Regions from separate parts of the Homo sapiens genome. Here region 1 is linked to region 2. Evidence: read pairs that join two places in POLR2A ChIA-PET (ENCODE). Cell type or tissue: Caco-2. All regions are shown on one strand. Links, peaks and the distances in the headings refer to the core of each region. The heading gives the core; the rest is flanking DNA. Region 1 overlaps PDZD2 (PDZ domain containing 2). Region 2 overlaps PDZD2 (PDZ domain containing 2).

What was found. ChIA-PET counts read pairs that join two places held together with the same protein. Peaks named below come from ENCODE experiments on the same cell type or tissue, not always from the same donor. Only the 100,000 strongest peaks of a DNase experiment are listed, where the experiment ranks them.
Region 1: POLR2A ChIA-PET joins it to region 2 with 15 read pairs; 10 of 35 experiments call an interaction of 5 or more read pairs at or near these places.

Annotation. Positions count from the first base shown.
Region 1 is chr5:31,974,721-31,986,277 of GRCh38, reverse strand. PDZD2 (PDZ domain containing 2) reads right to left here. Exons shown (of 25, transcript NM_178140.4): 3 at 2,622-3,123. Among named protein-coding and RNA genes, the nearest start is that of MIR4279, 44 kb to the right of the region's middle. In Caco-2, for the core only: no CTCF peak of the experiment used is centred there; a DNase peak (open chromatin) is centred at 4,547.
Region 2 is chr5:32,030,382-32,041,938 of GRCh38, reverse strand. PDZD2 (PDZ domain containing 2) reads right to left here. Exons shown (of 25, transcript NM_178140.4): 7 at 4,597-4,708. Among named protein-coding and RNA genes, the nearest start is that of MIR4279, 100 kb to the right of the region's middle. RefSeq lists an enhancer at 30-562. In Caco-2, for the core only: no CTCF peak of the experiment used is centred there; no DNase peak of the experiment used is centred there.

The DNA.
Region 1 (11,557 bases), core at 1,204-9,203, 54 kb after region 2:
AAGTCTCCCCTTTCTATAGGCATGCGGCTTTTTAAAAAAAATGCCCTAAAGGCAATGGATCAGTTTGGTTGTTTTCACTCTTTCATTTACACCTCATAGGATGTTTGACCTTGAGCATAAAAACAACGCAAAGGAACTGTGATATGTGTAGTCTTCAAATAGCGACTCCAGAAGTTCAATTTTTTTTTTTTTTTTTTTTTTGAGACAAGAGTTTCGCTCTTGTTGCCCAAGCTGGAGTGCAATGGCGCGATCTTGGCTCACCGCAACCTCCGCCTCCCAGGTTCAAGCAATTCTCCTACCTCAGCCTCCCGAGTAGCTGGGATTACAGGCATGCACCACCATGCCCGGCTAGTTTTGTATTTTTAGTAGAGACGGGGTTTCTCCATGTTGAGGCTGGTCTCGAACTCCTGACCTCAGGTGATCCACCCACCTTGGCCTCCCAAAGTGCTGGGATTACAGGCGTGAGCCACTGCGCCCGGCCAGAAGTTCAATTTTAATTAAATTTATTATTAATAGTATTATTACGTTTAATTAAGGTAAGCAGAGGATGAGTAATCTCTTAAAAGTTTAGCTTTTGTTTGTTTTTGAGACAGTCTCACTCTGTTGACCAGGATGAAGGGTGGTGGTGCGATTCCTGGCTCACGGCAACCTCCACCTGCCAGGTTCAAGTGATTCTTGTGCCTCAGCCTCCTGAGTAGCTAGGATTACAGGCATGTGCAACCATGCCCACCTAAGTTTTGTATTTTTAGTATTTTTGGTTTTGCTATGTTGGCCAGGCTGGTCTTGAACTCCTGGCATTAAGTTATCTACTTGCCTGGGCCTCCCACAGTGCTGGGATTACAGGCCTGAGCCCCTGCACCTGGCCCTTTGTTTTAAAATCATTCCAAATTATTTCCACTGTGTCCTAGGTCAAATGAAGGCCTATTCTTGGGACTATATGTGAGATTCAACCTTCTCCTGGTGCCTTAAACCTTCAAATGATTAAGGGAGCCAATACCCACAACCTTATTTTGTTCACATTAGGCTTTCTGTGTATGCACAATCTAATCATTAGGGAAGAAATCCTATCAAGATAGGGTATGCACTGATAAGAAACACATTATAATATTTTCACTGCCCTTAATTTGGAAGAGGTGTATATTATAATCTTTTTTTTTTTTGTCCTTAATCCTTTTTGGGGGAACTTATAAAATTAGTAGCAAATCATTGATGGAGACATCAACTTTTTTCTTATTCATACATTCTATTTACAAATAATGCCTTCTCTGTGTCCAACTTTATGAAGATCACCCAGCTCCTCAAATGAAGGAACATAATCTCTTGAGAGAGGGGCTATTGTAATTCTTTTCAACCCATTGTACATTTGGCTATAATGGCAGAAATCACACTTACCCCCAGGGCACCATTTCTCAGCAGACAAAACTCAACTTGATACTTCTTTTCTTGTTTTGAGACAGGGTATTGCTCTGTCACCCAGGATGAAGAGCAGTGGTAGAATCTTGGCTCACTGTAACCTCCACCTCCCAGACTCAAGCGATCCTCTCACTCAGGCCCCCAGCTAATTTTTTGTATTTTTGGTAGAGACAGGGTTCCACCATGTTGCCCAGGTTGGTCTCACACTCCTGAGCTCAAGTGATCTACCATCCTTAGCCTCCCAAGATGCTGGGACTACAGTCACAAGCTGCTGGGACTACAGTCACAAGCTGCCGCGCCTGGCCTCAACTTGATACTCCTACGCCCATTTTGATCTTTATAACTTTCTCTTTCATCCCTAAGGGGCATCTCCTGAGTCAGAGAAGAAACCAGTCAGCATCCACGTAGGCAGTTTATCGTTTCAAATGGAGCCTGCAGGAATATCTAAGAAGATTCTTGGAATGAACATGTCTACCCTAAAGAAATGCAATTCTCATAGGACAGAATGTTGGTTATAATGAGGGAGACCATTTGAGGCTAGAAGCTTACCCCTTATCATTCAGAATACACCTAAAGGCAAAGCAGGTGTGGTAACCAACTTTGACCCTCACAGCTGGATTTCATAGTATCAGAGATTGTTGTCAAGCTTCCAAACTTCCCTAGAACTCAGCAATGTAATAACGTGATCCCATGAAAACATCACTAATTTTGAACTGCTAAAAATAAAAGCAGATGCTTCCCTGTGTATTGAATACCCTTCCTGTGTAATACTGAGGCTTAGATGTTTGTGGTGTCAGCTGCCATCAGGAATTCTTGGCCTTGCAGCAGCGATTCCACTGGTGACAGCAGCGATAAATAACGATGCAGTGAAGTACTTTATCTGGACCTCACATGACTCAAATTTTAACACAGAAGGCTTGAGTTTTCCACTTAGGATCACTTGACTAGCTCTTTATTTAAGTAGGATAAAATGACTGGAGCTTTTTTGTCATTCTCCTCTGATCACTTTTCTTAATGCATTTGTTGGCTTCTCAATGCGAGGTCATCTTAGGTATATTTTTTAAACCTTAAAAGCAACTTCAAACAATATTTCTTTCAAAATTCTGGTTCTGAGCCCAGCTTGTATTTCCCGCATGGGCTGGGCTGCAAAAACAAACAAACACACACGATAAATAAAATTCTGGTTCCATAATCAAACCAAACCTTACCCGTGCCAGGCAGTCACTCGATTGGAAGTCCGTCTTCCCACCTTTTGAGAAGCGGCGTTTGTCATTGCTTGTGGTCAGAGGAGCATCTGTCTTTGGAATTCTATGCTCTGTCCCTCTGTCCACTTCTGACCTCTCTAGATGGGGTCCAGCCACCTCCTTGAGAGAATCTGGGCCATTTTCTAGCTGAAAGACATGGCCGTTTCCAAGTTCAGGGTCAGGGCCGTTCTCCAGCTCAGTGCTGGGGTCACTGGACACCTCACAGCCAGCGCTGCCCTTGGATTCTTCAGGGGCCTTGTTGGCAGGAGGCCTGGAGATGACCCCAAACTTTCTGGTTCGTTTCCCCTTTTTCGCAGTTCGGTCACCCAGCTCCAAGGTAGGTGTTTCTCCTGGTTCAGAGCTGTTGCTACTGTTGCCATTATAAGTGGAGTGGGCTTTGTGCTTAAAGCGACGCAGCATGATCAGGTAGATAAAGCCGCCATTCCAGCACTGCTCAGCCAGGTAACTGCAACAGACAGAGAGGTGCCAGTTAGAACCCCACACACCCTTCCTAGACAGCACAGCAGACAGACGCGTTCAAGGGTCCACCCAAGTGACGACCAGTTGGCCGATGGACTGAGGTATTGAGCTTCCTAAAGAGATTCAACACCCAATTCATTCTTTTCATCTATGTAATAATTGATACAAACAATTACCCCCAAACTCCCAAAACAAACACAAAACCCCATGAACTAGAAATGACTAATTTAAGTACCGTAGGATCAGGAGTTGGAGAAGGATTTTTCTAGGAACAGAGCCAATGCTAACATATCATTAAAAAATAAAATTCTTCTTCACTCCAACCATTTCTTGCATCGGAATTATGCTAGGCTCCCATCCATATAGTTCCAATGGAATAAAACTATGAGTCCCCAGGGTAAAGAATGGATAGAGTGGATTAGGGGAAGTATAAAGTTCTGCTCTTAGGAGCAAATAATCAACAGCACAACAATGGGAGCCTATGCCTCACTGAGTAGGGGTAACAGGTAATGACTGGTATTAAAAGCCAACTGATGGCTGGGTGCAGTGGCTCACACCTGTAATCCAGCGCTTTGGGAGGCCAAGTGGGCAGACCACTTGAGTCCAGGGGTTTGAGACCAGCTTGGGTAACATAGCGAAACCCCGTCTCTATTAAAAATACAAAAATTAGTCCGGTGTGGTGGTCCCTGCCTGTAATCCCAGCTACTCGGGAGGCTGAGGTGGGAGGATCACTTGGGCCTGGGAGACAGAGGCTGCAGTGAACCGAGATCACGCCACTGCATTCCAGCCTGGGTGACAGAGTGAGACCCTGTCTCCAAAAACACAAAACAAAACAAACAGGCAACTGGCTAAGTAGGCACTGGTGGCAACAGTACACTGTGTTGAATGAGGATCAGGCTCACGCCTTGGTAACAGTCCCAGTTTAGGCTGATCACAGCACACATGGAGTGTCATTTCCAGTCTGGACATCACATTAGGAGGATCACTGACAATGTGGAAAACACATAGACAAAGAAGGACCAGGACAAAAGGCTGTTGGAGACTGTGTCAACCAGGAACAGTCGGAGGAATAAAGGACGCTCAGCATGGAGAGGGGTCAGGGTCAGTCGCTTTTTCATATATGTGAGGGCTGGCAGGTATTTAGAAGCAGGAAGTAATACAAAGGAGATAAGGTATGTGAAGCATGACATGATAACTGCTCCAGATCTTAAAGAACGATAAGAAAATACAACATCAAATGAAATGAGTAATTAGGGGTATTCGGGACCGGATCATCAAAGCTTGGGCAAAGAAAACCCTTGTGCAAAGTCAGGAAACCAGGCTGGGCTGGACCCTCCACTCATGCTACCTAAGATAAAGCAGCACAAATCCCTGATGAACCCAGGACAACGCCTTCTCCACTGGAATCTTGCCACATTCTACACATCACTCGTTCCCAAGCAAAAGTGTCAACAACCAAATCCTTCACAAATCAGATCTGCTTCTGGACTTCTTATGCTCACGCAGCAAAAGCCTGGGGCTACATGCAATGCTGCCTCTGAAGAAATGATGACTGCAGGTAAACAGACATTAACATGCCTTCTGGGATCTTGTCAGCAGGGAAATCAGACCTGAGAGCTGGGGCAGTCATTACATTACATTGGAAGGAGGCCAGATCATCAAAGTCCTCCTCTCATCTCATAGTGAGCTTTCACTTAGGTAGCAGGCAAGGGAGCGGGAAGGAGAGGTGACCAGATGTGCTTGAAATGCACTAAATTCTGGCCCAAAGGCATATATTCCCCATACCTAATGGTCACGTTAATGGAATGACAGTGACTGTCTAATTAAAGGAGAGAATAATTCTGAATTTTTGCCATAGAATAAAGTGAACAACAACAACAAAAAAGGTGGGGGGTACTCATGACTCAAACATCAACCAAACCTTCTTTGATCCCAGGCTAGAAACCATGGTAGTAAACTTACATGTACAAAAACAGGCAGATAAAAGATACTGTACAGACGCCAGGTCACCGTGCAAAATACAGAGGGACAAAGAGGCATTAAGACCATCCACTAGGCCAGGTGCGGTGGCTCATGCCTGTAATCCTTGCATTTTGGGAGGCCGAGGCAGGAGGATAACCTGAGGTCAGGAGTTCCAGAACAGCCTGGCCAACATGGTGAAACCTCGTCTCTACTAAAAATACAAAAGTTAACCACAGGCATGGTGGTGCGCGGCTGTAGTCTCAGCTACTCAGAAAATTGAGGCACGAGAATCGCTTGAACCCGAAAGGCAGAGGTTGCAGTGAGCTGAGATCGCGCCACTGCACTCCAGCCTGGGCGACAGAGCAAGACTCCATCTCAAACAAACAAACAAACAAACACCATCCACTAGTCTCAAAAATAAAAATTGAACCTGTCTCTCAGCACAATTTTTCTATAACGTATAGATTTCATTTCTTTGCATTGTAAACATTTTTTCCATACTGGAAAAATCCTTGGAGAGGTATAAAATCCTAAAAGTAGGTAGCCAGGTTGTAAGATTTTCTTTCAGAAAAGCACTACTATTTAAATACATGTGCTCAGATGTCAACAAATCAGTGCAGGGCATAAACACAAGACTAGATTGAGAGTGGGATGCCCAAGTCCTCATTCTGGCTTTGACCTAACATTAAAACAATGGCAACAGTTTTCCATCACACCTGACAGCTGGGTCTTCCATTCCATCAACTGATGAACAGATAAACAACTGTTGATATATCCATATAATGGAATATTCTTTGTCAGTAAAAAAGGAATAAATTATATGCTACAACATGGGTGAAACCTGGAAACATTATGCAAAGTGAAAGAAGTCAGACCACAAAAAGCTACATGATTCCATTATATGACATGTCCAGAACAGGCAAATCCATAGAGACAGAAAGATTAGTGCTTGCCAGGAGCTGGGGGAGAGGGGAATTGGGACTCACTGCTAATAGATCCAGGGTTTTGTGGGGGTGAAGGAAATGTTCTGGAATTAGTGGTGACGGTTGCCCAACCCAGCACTAAAACTCACTGAAATGTACACTTTAAAATGGTGAATTTTCTGTTATGTGAATATGTCTCGGTTTTTAAAAAACAGTGAACATAGTATTATTGGGCAAATTTTGTGTTCCTAGTGAATACAGTATTATTATGGGCAAATTTTGAGTTCATTCTTTGAGTAGGTGCCTCATAGACACTATTTACCTAAGAACGGTCTTAACAGAAGATGAAACTGCAGCTTGGAAATATCAATCAGCTTGCCCAAGTTCACATCACTACTGAGCAGCAGATCCAAACCTGCCTGATTCCAAAGCCTATGCTCTGCCCACTGTGCAATTCTTTTTAAGTCACGGTCAACCCTGCACTTTAGTTTCCTCATCTGTAAAGTGAGGGTGTTAAAATGGATCATCTCATTTGTTTTCACATTCTAATAATTGTGAACACTAGTTTCCCAGGAAGAATTCTGGGGATAAGAGGAGCAAGTCATCCCAACAGTATTGATCTGGTGCACAGCACAAAACATAAACCTGGAAAAAATGATTTTTTTTTTTTTTTTTTGAGACAGAGTCTCACTCTGTTGCCCAGGCTGGAGTGCAGTGGCACAATCTCAGCTCACTGCAACCTCCAGCTCCTGGGTTCAAGGGGTTCTCCTGCCTCACCCTCCCGAGTAGCTAGAATTACAGGTGCCCACCACCATGCCCGGCTAATTTTTTTGTATCTTAGTAGAGATGGGGTTTCACCATGTTGTCCATGGTGGACAGGCTGGTCTGGAACTCCTGACCTCAGGTGATCCACCCACCTCAGGCTCCCAAAGTGCTGGGATTACAGGCGTGAGCTACCACTCTTGGCCAGAAATATTCATTTTATCTCCAAGTTGTCTTAGGCCTCTGAAACATTTACGATCATCCTGAAAAAGATTTAGCTCGGAGACAAAATTCATTTAAAATTGCTTTTTGGGAATCTACTTTTTATTAAATACGTTAAATCTCTAAACAACACGATGAGTGGTATGCAGAGACCTTTTCAGTACCAAAAAGTCTGGCCTATTGATTCAGAGTATAAGAACTTAGATATCTTTCTCCCCTGTACTCTCATGGAAGTTCCAAGAAACTTGGAAGGTGCCTGTGACTGAGACAGTATTTTACTTCTTCTGCAGGGTCCATTCTTGGCAAAATGACAAAGCCAAGAGGAGTTTATCTTGAGTTCAGCACCATCTCCCTGTCCTCTCCAGCTTCCTGGCAATAAATAAGACCCTGTCACCTTAAAGAAACTGTATGACAGGTTATTTTATTCCTTCCTGGACACTGAATTTTCTAAGGTCTTCCTGCAGACAAAGGGCAATGAATGAATTACGGATGCTGCAGCAAGCTGGTGAGAGACTTTAAATAGGGGGTATTTTCTTAGAATTCTTTTTTTTTTTTTTGAGATGGAGTCTCGCTCTGTCGCCCAGGCTAGAGGGCAGCGGTGCAATCTTGGCTCACTGCCAACTCCGCCTCCCGGGTTCACACCATTCTCCTGCCTCAGCCTCCTGAACAGCTGGGATTACAGGCACCTGCCACCACACCTGGCTAATTGTACTTTTAGTAGAGACGGGGTTTCACCATGTTAGCCAGGATGGTCTCGATCTCCTGACCTCGTGATCCGCCCACCTCGGCCTCCCAAAGTTCTAGGATTACAGGCGTGAGCCACCATGCCTGGCCATTCTTAGAATTCTTTAAACCACCTTCAACATGAGGCCTCCGCATTCTCCATCCATGTGTATTTAAATGATTTATGTAACTTTTCCAACCCCTTCTGACTATTTCATACATTCAAGTCCCTTTTTCTGTTCAGTAGGATCCTTACCCAGCATTAGAATCATTACAGTAAACTCTGAAGTCAGTATTTGAGAAAGAAATGGAATACAATCATGTCCTCTAGAAAAACAGAAGGCTTCCTCTCCATAAACAGGTATGGTTAGTCTTTCAGATGCTTCTCCATCACATATTTTTTTAATTTGCAATTTTCCTCTGGCATGCAAAATTATTAATTCAATTAAGATTTATTTGACTTTGACCTTTGCAGGATGACTTTAAGACAAATGGAAAGACCACAGTATCCAGAAATGCGGTTCTGAGTTTTAGCCTAGAACTTTCCCTCTGAAATCTATTGTAGTTCTCTTTAAGAGACACAGTCTCACTCTGTTGCCCAGGCTGGAGTGCAGTGGTGTGATTTCAGCTCACTGCAGCCTCCACCTCCCAGGTTCAAGTGATTCTCCTGCCTCAGCCTCCCAAGTAGCTGGGATTACGGGTGCACGCTACCATGCCTGCCTAATTTTTTGTATTTTCAGTAGAGACAGGGTTTTGCCATGTTGGCCAGGCTGGTCTCGAACTCCTGGCCTCAAGTGATCCGCCCGCCTCAGCCTCCCAAAGTGCTGGAATTACAGGAGCGAGGCACTGCGTCTGGCCAGTTGTAGTTCTTTACCTCACCAGGCCTATTCTGGACACATCACGTCCTCCTCCTTTTCCCGCAAAAGGTGCCTTATCTCAAAGAAAGTTTTGAGCAACTCCTCTGTTCCTTGATGCTCTATCATAATTCTGGAGTCTGGGCTCTCCAAGGGTGGGAGTCCTGGGAAGAGGTTGGCGGGTGAGGGTGGGGGCTTAGAACAGCTGGAGGAATAAAGCTGCCTGGAGTTTAAAGACCAAGAAAGACAAGAAAATAGATAAGAGAGGGCCAAATACAGGGAGATGTCAGAAAGCTGAAGACATACACAATTTATCTATGCCGGGATTCTATTAAAAGAGGGCTTGAGGCAGCTGTATAGTTTTGATATTTGACTGTTTTGCCAAAACCTTTGGAAGAAACAATTTCCAGGTACCTCTGAAAATCATCCTGGGCATTCAGCCATCAATTATTAATGCCTGTCACATAGTGTGAACCCATGGCGGGTACTGCCAAGCTGAACCATGGATGTCTATGTGTGCAATTCAAAGTAACTTGGGGCCAGACGCTGTGGCTGACACCTACAATCTCAGAGCTTTTGGAGGCCACGGTAGGAGGGTCGCTTGAGCCCAGGCGTTCAAGACCAGCCTGGGCAACATGGCAGGAAGCTGTCTCTACTTTAAAAAAAAAAAAACAAAACTGGCCAGGCGCGTTGGCTCACGCATGTAATTCCAGCACTTCAGGAGGCCAAGGCGGGTGGATCATGGGGTCAGGAGTTCGAGACCAGCCTGACCAACGTGCTGAAACCCCGTCTCTACTAAAAATACAAAAATTAGCCGGGCGTGGTAGCACGTGCCTGTAATCCCAGCTGCTCAGGAGGCTGAGGCAGGAGAATCGCTTGAACCTGGGAATCGGAGGTTGCAGTGAGCCAAGATGGCACCAGGGCACTCCAGCCTGGGCAACCGAGGGAGACTCTGTCACAAAAAAAAAAAAAAAAAAAAAGAAAGAAGAAAAAAAGGAAAAGAAAGAAACAAAAAAACAAAGTAACTTGTATCACCACCACTGGGCACTGGCTTGTACTACAATGCCATAAACACAAGAGAATTCTGAAGACTTTTCACCAAAGCAGGCACTCTTACTTCATCTGAGTATGTCAGGTCCCTACACAGACAACAGGAGAATAAACACCAACCACAAGGGGATGTTTACAGATGAGTTATTATGACAGGGTCTGAGTTTATAGGACAGTACTAGCTGCTAATAGTCACCTTGTTGGACACACAGGATGGACGGAGAGCAATTAATTGTTTGTGCCCAGGATTTTCCCTCCCCTAAGAAGTAATGGGAGGCTACAAAGCTGTTTGTGGTCTTTTGAAAACCTGCTAAGCCTAATTAACTCAGAGAACTGTCTGATGCTGTAAATCTACAGGTTCCCAGAGAACAACTGGTTGAGAGGAAGTGTTAAATCTATACAGATTAATTTCCCAGGGAAGTCCTAGCTGAGAAATGGGGGCAAGTTTGGACAGCTCCATAAGAGGGATGGGACCCAGGTTGCCAAGGGCACTCTCTCTCAGGTATCGCCTCCCTACTACACTGAATTTCCTCACAGATTCCAAAAGCCTCCCTAGACAGAGTCAAATTGTCCTTAGGGGACTCAAGGTGGAATTTTTTTGGCTGAATACTGTCTAGTAAGAGTGGCTGATATCCCAGCCTGAGCAGCATAGTGAGACTCCATCTCTACAAAAAATTAACAGGTGTGGTGGTGCACACCTGTACTCCCAGCTACTTGGGAGCCTGAGGCGGGAAGATCGCTTGAGCCTAGGAGGTCGAGGCTGCAGTGAGCCATGACTCTGCCACCTCACTCCACCCTTGGTTACAGAGTAAGACCTTGTCTCAAAAAAAAAAAAAATAAATAAAAAAAAAGTGACTGATACCTTCAGTGTGCTCATAATACCTTTCCTGAAGATAATCGATTTCTTTGCTAATAAAGAAAGGGAGAGAGAGCAAGCCAGGGCTTAGGCATATGAGACTTTGAAAACAGGTCAGAGTCTAGGCCTAGGAATAGATGTGACTAGAACAGTGCACTCCAACTGCTCGCTGAAGGAAGAGACTGAGGAAGTCACTACCAACTACTTCTCACCTCCTCTACTCAGCATAAATGGCTGGGGCTGAGCACCGCCTCCCTCCTCTCCCTTATCTGGAATCTAGAGCAGGGAATATGATATGGTTTGGCTGGGTGCCCACCCAAATCTCATCTTGAATTGTAGCTCCCATAATTGCCACATGTCATGGGAGGGACCTGGTGGGAGGTAACTGAATCATAGCAGTGGGTGTTTCCCGTGCTGTTCTCGTGAGAGTGAGTAAGTCTCACGAGATCCGATGGTTTTATAAAGGGAAATTCCCCTGCACATGCTCTCTTGCCTGCTGCCATGTAAGATGTGACTTTGCTCCTCATTTGCCTTCTACCATGATTGTGAGGCCTCCTCAGCCACATGGAACTGTAAGCCCATTAAACTTCTTTCCTCTATAAATCACCCAGTCTCGGGTGTGTCTTTATTAGCAGCGTGAAAAACTAATACAGAATACAAATAAACAAATATGTCTTCTTCATTACAAAATGTGTACATTTAATTATTGTTATCACAAAATTTAAATTGGGAGACACACGCTGAGTGAAGAAATAATTAGGGTAAATATTTATTCGAGATTTTTTTCTGACCAATGATACATTATTAGTCATTCACGCCCAATTCAAATTATCAACTACCAAATCTTGTTACCATTACATAGTTTATTGTTTGTTTCTGAGACACGGTCTCACTATGTCCCTGGAATGCAGTAGCACAATCATGGCTCACTGCAGCCTCAACCTCCCAGGCTCAAGCAATCCTCCTGCCTTGGCCTCCCAAAGTGCTGGCATTACAGGTGTGAGCCACTGCACCCAGACACCACATAGTTTAGCAGTGGAATTTAAGTCACACTCATCTATACACCAA
Region 2 (11,557 bases), core at 2,424-10,423:
CGGCAATTGATGTTTTTTTTTTTTTTTTTTGCTTTCTTTTTCAAATTTATTTACCTATAGTTTTGTTGTTGTTGTTGTTGTTGTTGTTGTTTTAGTATTTATTGATTATTCTTGGGTGTTTCTCGGAGAGGGGGATGTGGCAGGGTCACAGGATAATAGTGGAGAGAAGGTCAGCAGATAAACACGTGAACAAAGGTCTCTGGTTTTCCTAGGCAGAGGTCCCTGTGGCCTTCCGCAGTGTTTGTGTCCCTGGGTACTTGAGATTAGGGAGTGGTGATGACTCTTAACGAGCATGCTGCCTTCAAGCATTTGTTTAACAACAAAGCACATCTTGCACCGCCCTTAATCCATTTAACCCTGAGTTGACACAGCACATGTTTCAGAGAGCACGGGGTTGGGGGTAAGGTTAAAGATTAACAGCATCCCAAGGCAGAAGAATTTTTCTTAGTACAGAACAAAATGGAGTCTCCTATGTCTACTTCTTTCTACACAGACACAGTAAAAATCTGATCTCTCTTTTCCCCACGTTTCCCCCTTTTCTTGATGACAAAACTGCCATCGTCATCATGGCCCGTTCTCGATGGTCGCTGTCTCTTCGGAGCTGTTGGGTACACCTCCCAGATGGGGCAGCCGGGCAGAGATGCTCCTCACTTCCCAGACGGGGCGGCCAGGCAGAGGCGCTCCTCGCTTCCCAGACGATGGGCGGCCGGGCAGAGGCGCTCCCCACCTCCCAGACGGGGCGGCCGGGCAGAGGCGCTCCCCACTTCCCAGACGGGGCGGCCGGGCAGAGGCGCTCCCCACTTCCCAGACGGGGCGGCCGGGCAGAGGCGCTCCCCGCTTCCTAGATGGGGCGGCCGGACAGAGGCGCTCCCCACTTCCCAGACGGGGCGGCTGCTGGGCAGAGGCGCCCCTCACCTCCCAGACGGGGCGGCCGGGCAGAGACGCCCCTCACCTCCCAGACGGGGTGGCCAGGCAGAGGCGCTCCCCATTTCCCAGATGGGGTGGCAGCCGGGCAGAGGTGCTCCTCACATCCCAGACAGGGCGGCCAGGCAGAGGCGCTCTTCACTTCCCAGACGGGGCGGCCGGGCAGAGGCGCTCCTCGCTTCCTAGACAGGGCGGCTGGGCAGAGGTGCTCCCCACTTCCCAGACGGGGTGGCGGCCGGGCAGAGGCACTCCTCACTTCCTCCCAGACGGGGCGGCTGGGCAGAGGCGCTTCTCACTTCCTAGACAGGGCAGCCAGGCAGAGGCTCTCCCCACTTCCCAGATGGGGTGGCAGCCAGGCGGAGGTGCTCCTCACTTCCTCCCAGACGGGGCGGCCGGGCAGAGGCGCTCCCCATTTCCCAGATGGGGTGGCAGGGCAGAGGCGCTCCTCATCTCCCAGACGGGGCAGCCGGGCAGAGGCGCTCCTCATCTCCCAGACGGGGCAGCCGGGCAGAGGCGCTCCCCATTTCCCAGATGGGGCGGCAGGGCAGAGGCGCTCCTCACATCGCAGACGATGGGCAGTCCGGCAGAGACGCTCCTCACTTCCTAGACAGGGTGGCGGCCGGGCAGACGCACTCCTCACTTCCTAGACGGGGCGGCCAGGCAGAGGGGCTCCTCACTTCCTAGACAGGGCAGCTGGGCAGAGGCGCCCCCCACTTCCCAGACGGGGTGGTGGCCGTGCAGAGGCGCTCCTCACATCCCAGACGGGGCAGCCGGGCAGAGGCTCTCCTCACTTCCCAGATGGGGCGGCAGGGCAGAAGCGCTCCTCATCTCCCAGATGGGGCAGCCGGGCAGAGGCACTCCTCACTTCCTCCTAGACTGGGCGGCCAGGCAGAGGTGCTCCTCATTTCCCAGATGGGGTGGCAGGGCAGAAGCGCTCCTCATCTCCCAGATGGGGCGGCCGGGCAGAGGCACTCCTCACTTCCTCCTAGACTGGGCGGCCAGGCAGAGGCGCTCCTCATTTCCCAGATGGGGCGGCCAGGCAGTGGCGCTCCTCACTTCCCATTCGGGCAGCTGGGCAGAGGCGCTCCTCACTTCCTCCCAGATGGGGCCGCCGGGCAGAGGCGCTCCTCACTTCCTCCCAGATGGGGCAGCCGGGCAGAGGCGCTCCTCACTTCCCAGATGGGGCGGCCAGGCAGAGGCGCTCCTCACATCCCAGACGATGGGCAGTCCGGCAGAGACGCTCCTCACTTCCTAGACGGGGTGGCGGCCGGGCAGAGGCACTCCTCACTTCCCAGACGGGGCGGCCGGGCAGAGGCGCTCCTCACATCCCAGACGATGGGCGGCCAGGCAGAGGCTCACTTCCTAGACAGGTTGGCGGCCGGGCAGAGGTGCTCCTCACTTCCCAGACGGGGTGGCCGGGCAGAGGGGCTCCTCACATCCCAGACGATGGGTGGCCAGGCAGAGACGCTGCTCACTTCTTAAGACGGGGTGGCGGGCGGGCAGAGGCTGTAATCTTAGCACTTTGGGAGGCCAAGGCAGGCGGCTGGGAGGTGGAGGTTGTAGCGAGCTGAGATTACGCCACTGCATTCCAGCCTGGGCAACATTGAGCATTGAGTGAGCGAGACTCCGTCTGCAATCCCAGCACCTGGGGAGGCCGAGGCGGGCAGATCACCTGAGGCCAGGAGCTGGAGACCAGCCCGGTCAACGCGGCGAAACCCCGTCTCCACCAAAAATACAAAAACCAATCAGGAGTGGGGGCGCAGTGCCTGGAATCCCAGGCACTCGGCAGGCCGAGGCAGAAGAATCACGGGAGCCTGAGGCAGGGAGGTTGCAGCGAGCCGAGATCATGGCAGTACAGTCCAGGCTCGGCAAGAGAGGGAGACCGTAGAAAGGAGAGAGGGAGAGGGGGAGAGGGGGAGAGAGAGGATGTTTTCTTAAAAACAGGTATTTCACCGTCTTAAACCTGCCATCTTTCTGAGAATAAACTTGGAGCAGTGCGGGCATGCCCTCTCCACCAATCTGGGTGGCCGGAAGGGGACGTGAATGTTTTTTGAACGTTAACGTACTACACATTGTGCTAAATGCTTTAATGTGCATTTCTTAAAAATCTGCTCAGCCTTTCAAAGTCAGGGTGTTCTCCTCTTTTTTCAGGTGAGGGAGTGGAAGTTCAGGGAGATTAAATCATTAGCCTACAGTCACAAGGTAACTCAGGAGCTGAGGGCTAAACCTAGTTCTGCCAGGCTTCAAAACTCTTGCTTTTCCTGCCATACCAGATGACTGTTGTAGGGGGAGCCACGGCTGACTTTCCCACTAAGCCAGCAGGCACAGTGCTGAGGGCCCATGCCACCTTCAGGGACCCATAAAAGTGTTTCCTTTTAAATATCTTTTTAAATAAGCAGAAAAAAAAATAAACGTAATAGTAATGAATAGACACTAATGAATCCAGCTGTATCTTTTGTTTTTTTGTTTTTTGTTATTTTGAGAGGAGTCTTGCTCTGTTGCCAGGCTGGAGTACAGTGGTGTGATCTGGCCTCACTGCAACCTCAGCCTCCTAGGTTCAAGTGATTCCCCTGCCTCAGTCTCCCAAGTAGCTGGGAATACAGGTGTACGCCACCACACCCAGCTAATTTTTGTGTGTGTGTGTATTTTAGTAGAGACGGGGTTTCACCATGTTGGCCAGGATAGCCTTGATCTCCTGACCTCGTGATCTGCCTGCCTCAGCCTCCCAAGTGTTGGGATTACAGGTGTGAGCCACCGCGCCCGGCCTCCAGCTGTATCTTTATACCAACACAGCCATAAAATACTATTTTTACTTTTTTTTTTTTTTTTTTTAATGGAGGAAAAGACCCATCATGTGCCTAAAAAATGCCTTTTGCCAGGCACGGTGGCTCACGCCTATAATCCCAGCACTTTGGGAAGCTGAGGCGGGCGGATCACAAGGTCAGGAGTTCAAGACCAGCCTGGCCAACATGGTGAAACCTTGTCTCCACTAAAAATGCAAAAAAATTAGCCAGGCACGGTGGCGGGCGCTTGTAATCCCAGCTACTCGGGAGTTTGAGGCAGGAGAATTGCTTGAACCCGGGAGGCGGAGGTTGTAGTGAGCCGAGATCATGCCACTGCACTTTAGCCTGGGTGACAGAGCAAGACTCCATCTCAGAAAAAAAAAAAATGCCTTTCATAATGATACACAAAAGTTCTAAGGTGCCTCCTGCACAGAGCCATTGCTTTCAATGCTGACTTTCTCTCTCTGGGCCCAGGCCAGCTGCCGTAAGGAAATGCCCAGGAGATAGAGTCTATTTGCTCCAAAAGCTGCAACTCCATCCCATCTTTCTCCTGCTTATTGAAATGCAGATTTGATATTAACTCCACATTGAAAGGATCATGTGAAATCTGATCGAAGTAAACGAACCAAACATAAGACAGTCATGTTTCAGGACACAGAGACACACAGGAATGTTGACATCCACTTTGTTATGACTCAAAAAAAATGAAATTCACACAGGCAGGAGGCTAAATGCAGTTGTTATGCCTGGGATATGCACCATCCAAGGTAAAAATGATTTTGAGGTTTTAAGGAAGACGGGAGCTCATCCCGGCAATGGCTTCATCTCCCTGCTCCTGAGGCTGAAAACTCATCCTAGACAGGCTGCATCAGGTAGAGCCCCCACCTACCTGAAAGGCGACTCTTGAGCTTGATTTTATTGCTGCCCTGTTTGGGACTTTCCAAGTTCCCCTTGGATTCCTCAGCACCGCACACATCTTGGGGTTCATCTGTCCCAGGCATCTGAAATGCAGAAAGCACAGAGCTGATGGGAGAGCCCAGCCCTGCGATGACTTATGCTGTCCCCCTCCACAATGTTATCTCAAGGCTCAAGGAGCAGCAATACAGGTGTTATGTGAGAAGAAGGACCACGGGATCAAAGCACAGCCCTTCAGATAAGCTGCATTCGCAACGCCTTGCATTGGCCAATTCCTCCTCAGCACGCGTCTCACCGCCCAGCATGGAACCAGGGGCCCCCAGTCCTCCTCAGCACACGTCTCACTGCGCAGCATGGAACCAGGGCCCCCAGGGCCACTTCGTCTTCCATCCTACACCTGAGGACACTTGTTGGTCAGTTACCCAGGTGGTCTCCCAGTGGTCAACGACAAAGCTACAACGCAAGCCCAGGTCTCTTGACCTGTAGGCCAGTGCTTTTTCCCACAATGCAAGTTGCAACAAATATTAAACCAGAAATTCAAACCCAGTTCTAAGGTTTCTAAAATACAGTAAAAATTTGATTTTATGGCAGCTATACATTTTAGTCAACCAAATGTTCTGTGTGCTATGCTCCGGAGTGAGTATTGATCAGACGGCTCCTGGAATCAAGCTCAGCCCCAGGCACCCTGGAGGCGTCGACATGAGGTCAGCCCACACATCTGGAAGTTGTGTGACCCCAGGAGGTGATACACAAAGTCTGATCCCAAGGCTCACTGGGTCCTCCATCCTAGAGAAACCCAACATGCTAAAAACAAAACAAAACCCCCATTTACTAGAGAAGAAAATGAGACACATGCACTTCAGAGTGTTTATAAAAAATTGTGGGGTAAATTTACATGTACAAGACTTTTGAGATACATCAAACAATAAATCTTCCCATTTGAAATTTTATTTTCCTTTGAGGTTCTAGAGGAAAACAGTCTTATATTAAAATAGGTAATATTCTCACTAAGTAAGATATACATACTTAAAAAGGCATATAAGGTATCAAGTAAAGAAAGGTTGATGAGGCCGGGTGCAGTGGCTCATGCCCGGAGGCAGAGGTGGGCGGATCACGAGGTCAGGAGATCGAGACCATCCTGGCTAATGGCTAAAACAGTGAAACCCCGTCTCTACTAAAAATACAAAAAATTAGCCGGGTGTGAAATTAGCCGGGCATGGTGGCGGGTGCCTGTAGTCCCAGCTACTCGAGAGGCTGAGGCAGGAGAACTGATTGAACTCGTGAGGCAGACGTTGCAGTGAGCCGAGATCACGCTACTGCACTCCAGCCTGGGCGACAGAGCGAGACTCTGTCTCAAAACAAACAAACAAACAAAACAAAACAAAACAAAGGTTGATGATGAAAAGATTCCTGGCTTCTCTTAAAGATGCCATTCAGCCTGACAGTTGTCTGGAGTTCATGACTATGAAGTTAAACTCAACTGGCAGGAATCTTCCTCCCAATTGGGGTTGGGAGAAATCAACCTGGTCCTACTTAAAGTGCTTTTTGTATGTATTCAAAAGCTTCTTGATTTGCATTTTCTCTTACCAGTTATCAAAAGGTGATGTAATTATAGTGTCACTTCTCACCCTCAAATTAACAGGTAATGAAAATTATATGTTGTATATTAAATTCAGTATATAGCTGGGTACAGTGGCGGGTGCCTGTAGTCCCAGCTATTCAGGAGGGTGAGACAGGAGGATCACTTGAGCCCAGGAGGTCAACATCAGCAGCCTGGGCAACATCGCAAGACCCTTTCTTTCTCTTAAAAAAAAATTCACCTGAGGTCAGGAGTTCAAGACCAGCCTAGCCAACATGGTGAAACCCTGTCTTTACTAAAAATACAAAAACTAGCTGGGTGTGGTAGCACACACCTGTAATCCCAGCTACTTGGGAGGCTAAGGCTGGAGAATCACTTGAACCTGGGAGGCGCAGGTTGCAGTGAGCCGAGATCACGCCACTGCACTCCATCCTAGGTGACAGAGCTAGACTCCATCTCAAAAAAGAAAAAAAAAAATTCAATACATAAAAACGTATAAAGTAAGCAGTTAGAGTAATTACGTAGGTAATCTCTTTTAAGAAATAATTGTTTATATACAAATTCTGTATACAATATGTAAAGTTTGGAAGATTCCCTCTTCCTCCTCAAGTTCAAGTATCTTTCTGGGTTAGAAACAGGAATAAAAAGGTCTGAGAATGAGGAAACGTAGGCAAAATTGAGAAAGGGGCATTGAGAAAACAAATTAATTCTGACATACAAAACAAAGGTAATAAATCTGTTGCATTCATATTACCTTATCAGGAACTGGCAGGTGTTCAGGTTTAAATTGTGAAGAAAAAGCAGGAACAGAATCTTGAGGGTGATTTTAGAGATTCCCTGGAGGGATGTCTTTCCCAACCCCAAATCCTGACATCAATATGTACACAGAGAAGAAAGAGCCATCTCTGAGACATCCTGAGCTCTGGGCCACATACAAATGGAAGAATCTAGAGAAAAGCCTTAGAGCCTCCCCTTTGCTTGACTTAAAAACTTTATGCAAAGAACCTGTCTCCAGGTTCTTTCCATACTGTCTCCAGACTGTGAACAGCAATTACCAGAGAGTGAGTTAAATTCCTGGTTCCAGCTGGGCGTGATGGCTCACGTCTGTAATCACTTTGGGAAGCGGAGACGGGTGGATCACTTGAGGCCAGGAGTTCAAGACCAGCCCGGCCAACATGGTGAAACCCCACTTCTACAAAGAATACAAAAATTAGCTGTGCATAGTGGCACGTGCCTGTATAATCCCAGCTACTCTGAAGGCTAAGGCACAAGAATAGCTCGAGCCTGGGAGGCAGAGGTTCCAGCGAGCTGAGATTGCGCCACTGCACTCCAGCCTGGGTGACAGAGCGAGACTCTGTGTCAAAAAAAAAAAAAAAAAAAAAATTCCTGGTTCCTTCTGATAATACCACCTGACCCAGGCTATCGACCTTCAGAGTAAGGGATTCCCTGGCTTGTAAGACATTACCGCCTTTGGTGCCTACTAAATGGGTAGCTTATTACACAGTGGCCAAGGTCCCAAACGTTGGAAAGTCTGTCTGAGATGCTCATGCCGAGCAAGGAAAACCATGCCAGCCTATTGTTTCTGGACTTAGGAAGTTTTCTGCATCTGTCTTCTCCTTTATTTTCCCAACACAGCCCCAGGTTTTCATAGGATCAGAGACATTTTGGAGATGATACAAGCACTTCTGAGCACCTGAGAAGGAAAGGAGCCTGCCTGAAAGGTTTCTGGTCATGATAGACAGATTCAGTTTCTATGATCTACAAAATGCCAGTAGGTTTTTTATGTCAAAGAAATCTTATGCTAAAGATGGTATATGTGAGCCAGACGTGGTGGTTCACACCTGTAATCCCAGCACTCTGGAAGGCCGAGGTGGGCAGATTTCTTGAGGCCAGGAGTTCAAGACCAGCCTGGCCAACATGGCGAAACCCCATCTCTACTAAAATACAAAAATTAGCCGGGTGTGGTGGTGAGTGCCTGTAGTCCAAGCTACTTGGGAGGCTGAGGAAGGAGGATTGCTTGAAACCAGGAGGCAGAGGTTGCAGTGAGCCGAGATCGCGCCACTGCATTCCAGCCTGGGCAAAAGAGCGAGGCTCTGTCTCAAAAAAAAAAAAAAGAGAGATGGTGTATGTGGCTACCTAATGCCTGTAGCTAGAGCCAGTAAGAATGGACCTAGAGATATCTCAAAGAGTTGCAAGCAGAGAGCTCTTGCTGTTGAGCAAGGAAGGAGTGACATCTTATTTCAGAACCCACTGAAAGGGTTAGCAGTGGGGAATGAATTTAAATGGAACTGTTTCCTCTTATAACAAAAAACTGTTTTTTCGTTGAGTTTGTTGTGATATTAGACGACTTGTAACTCACTGAACAGGAAGTGGGTTGCTTAGACACATTCATTCCAGATTATGTCAGGAAGTAGCAATATAAAATGCAATTTTGATTACACTTTGACTATTGTCTGAAAATGTCCACACTCTAAGAGAGTCCCTTTTCTGTGTGTGGTTTTGTTCCCAATGCACAGAGCAAACTGTTCTGGAAATGATGTCATTTTAGCTGTTCTGAAACGAAATTTGCAAAATGTTCTCCTGGAAGGCCTTCAGTTCAGCGAAACAGTTGATAAAATCTATTATTCATGAGCAGTTTCTAATTCATGTGTTACAAAACAATGCCATTATTGCTTCTCGGCCTCTTGGCTAACATCAAGTGTAGTACAAAACAATCCCATTATATTAATGGAGTCTCATAGAATTTGCCAATTTCCATGGTAGAGCCTTCCTGTTTGCATCATTTTCCACACCTGTAACATACACAGCACTCAATGAAGAAGCATCTTTAGCATCTGATTTTGTAGAGAGGTAGTGGGGCAGAGTGGTTGAGAATCCGGCCAGCTACCTGGGCACAAATCCTGATTATACCATTTTACTGCAGTTTAGGCACGTCAGTCAACCTCTTTGAACGTCAGTGTCCTCATCTGAAAAATGGGCCTGCATTTGGGAATTAAATAACATAGGTTTCTGACTAAAGGTGGCAGATTTCTCCTGATTTCCCTTTGAAACCACACTAACATGACAGGGAAAATTTTTTTTAGGAAAAGACAGACATAATTTACAAGGATAAAGAAAACAGAAGACAAAAGCAACAAATTCTGGAAACCAGCAAGCTGACAACCACGTGGCAATGGATCTGACTTGAGAAAGCTGAATCCTAAGTGTGGACTGGAGAAGGCTGAACGTTCACACAGAGAACTCCCCCAAAGCTCAGAAGTTGCCAGAAGAGGACCTCTGGAAGTGGGCATGAAGGCGGAAGCAGTGGCCCAAGGAACGACCGAGAGAGTGAAAGTGACCGACGTGGCCACTGATTTACACAGGTCTGATTCCGAGGCAGATTCTCAGGGGCTGAGAATGGCCTAGGGAAACTTTGAGGTGCATCAGAATCAGCAGGAAAGCTAACAAAGAACACAGAGACCAGGCTCATGGAAGAGGAACAGGGCCTGGGCCTCTGGAATTCACCACTGCCCTGGGCCAACAGAACCAGCCTCCAGTGGAACTGGACACGGAACTAAGCTGCGACTTCCCAGTTCTTCCTGCTCTCCCCCACGTTTACTTCAGAAATGAAGAAGAGAAGAAATGAAAGCTTCTCAGCTGTACCTGAGTAGCCCACCAGCCAACAAATAAGGGTGACTGTCATGTTGCTCCCTATTCAGAGTATACATATTTTAATCAGTGATTTATGGAAACTTGTTCTGCTCAATGTATAAACTATAAGCACAGGAGGTGTATGCAGAGTATAATGCAATTTACATGTGCCATAGGCAGCAGCACGGATTGTGCCTGTAACATATTGATCATTGATATCCAAGGCAGTTTTTTCATTATGTGAAATAGGAACAATCGTATTTATGTTTAAAGAGTTAAAAATACCTTGCAATTGTCTTACAGGGTTATCATGAGGGTTAAAAAGAAATTCACTGTGGAGTACCTAATGTGTATCATAAGAATATAGGTAAGGTTTAGTCGAAATTAAAGAAATAAAAAGGCCCAAGCTTTCTCCCCCCAGGTCTCAGGGTGCCTCCAGATTTGATGATTACATAGACTGTAGCTCTAGACTGCAGAGATATACATTTCAACTTCATACCTATGGAAAGTGGCAGATTTCATTAAAGAATAAAGAGAAACCAATGGAGATCCAAAGACATGCCATCTTCTTTGAAGATGGGGAAAAAAGCCCTTTAATAAAATTACTGCAAAACTCACAGCTAAGAAGCCATTTTTAAAGGCATGTGCCTGAAATGCTCAGTTTTTAGAAATCAGGTTTGCGCACAAGAACAAGGAGGATTTGAAAACATGCTCTGGTCCCTGATCAGAATAGGCGTAGTGGAAAAGAGAAAATAAAGAAATACATGATGACTAACTAGAGAAAAAGGGATACTTCCTTAAAAGAGATCTTAGACAACAGACTCCAGAGTCTGATGAGTAACTGGGATTGTGAAGTCCCAGAGCACAGTGATGTATGGAAAAGACTCTTGACGGTTCCTATCTTAAAGGGTCTGTCACAAAAGTAGGGAGATGCTACGTTATTCCTAAATTAGTGGGGGTGACTGGGACCTGAAGAAAGCTACCTGAGAGTCAAAACCACAGGGAAGAGAGTGGAATTCCAGGCCCAGAAAACATGAGACAAATGATTTTAAGACTGCAGAGGAAGAGCTTTGGAAGGATAATCTGGGACAGCTCTCCCAAGAGAGATCAGCATATGCGGACAGACTTGAAGGCAAAACTGCAGGGAAGACCGAGAAGAATGAAAAAAATCCTCAGTAAATTCTAACAGAACACAGTTATCGGTCATTGCTCTGATGAAAGTGGGCCGAGAAATGCATGAAATGAGGGACTCTAAAGGGAGTAAATATGAGAAATACCAAGGGGGTGGGGCCTGGCAGGAGGAGAATAGGCTAGAACTTGATGCTGGCCTGATAGGAGAACATTTCCTAGGTGGAATTAGCTAACGCAGAGCCAGTGGTGGTCAGCATGCATTTGAACAATGGATATTTCACTAAATAGAAGAGTCATTGATTTCATCTCTTTCACAGTGATGGACCCTGTATATTATCTAGATTAGTATGTTAGGAAAAAAGGTCTGAGTCAGAAACAAAGAAACAGTAGAAATACTTTTTAAAAAACACCCAAATTCAGCATGCAAACCTATAAAGAAGAAATGGAACTAATTTAAGCAGCAGGTAAAAAGGAAACTCAATTAAGTCTTTCCCAAAGGGGAAGGATATGAATCACTACAGACATATCCAATTACTGCCCCAAAATATGTAGGAGAAAGCAATGCCACGTGATCCCTGGGACACTCAAAACCTGA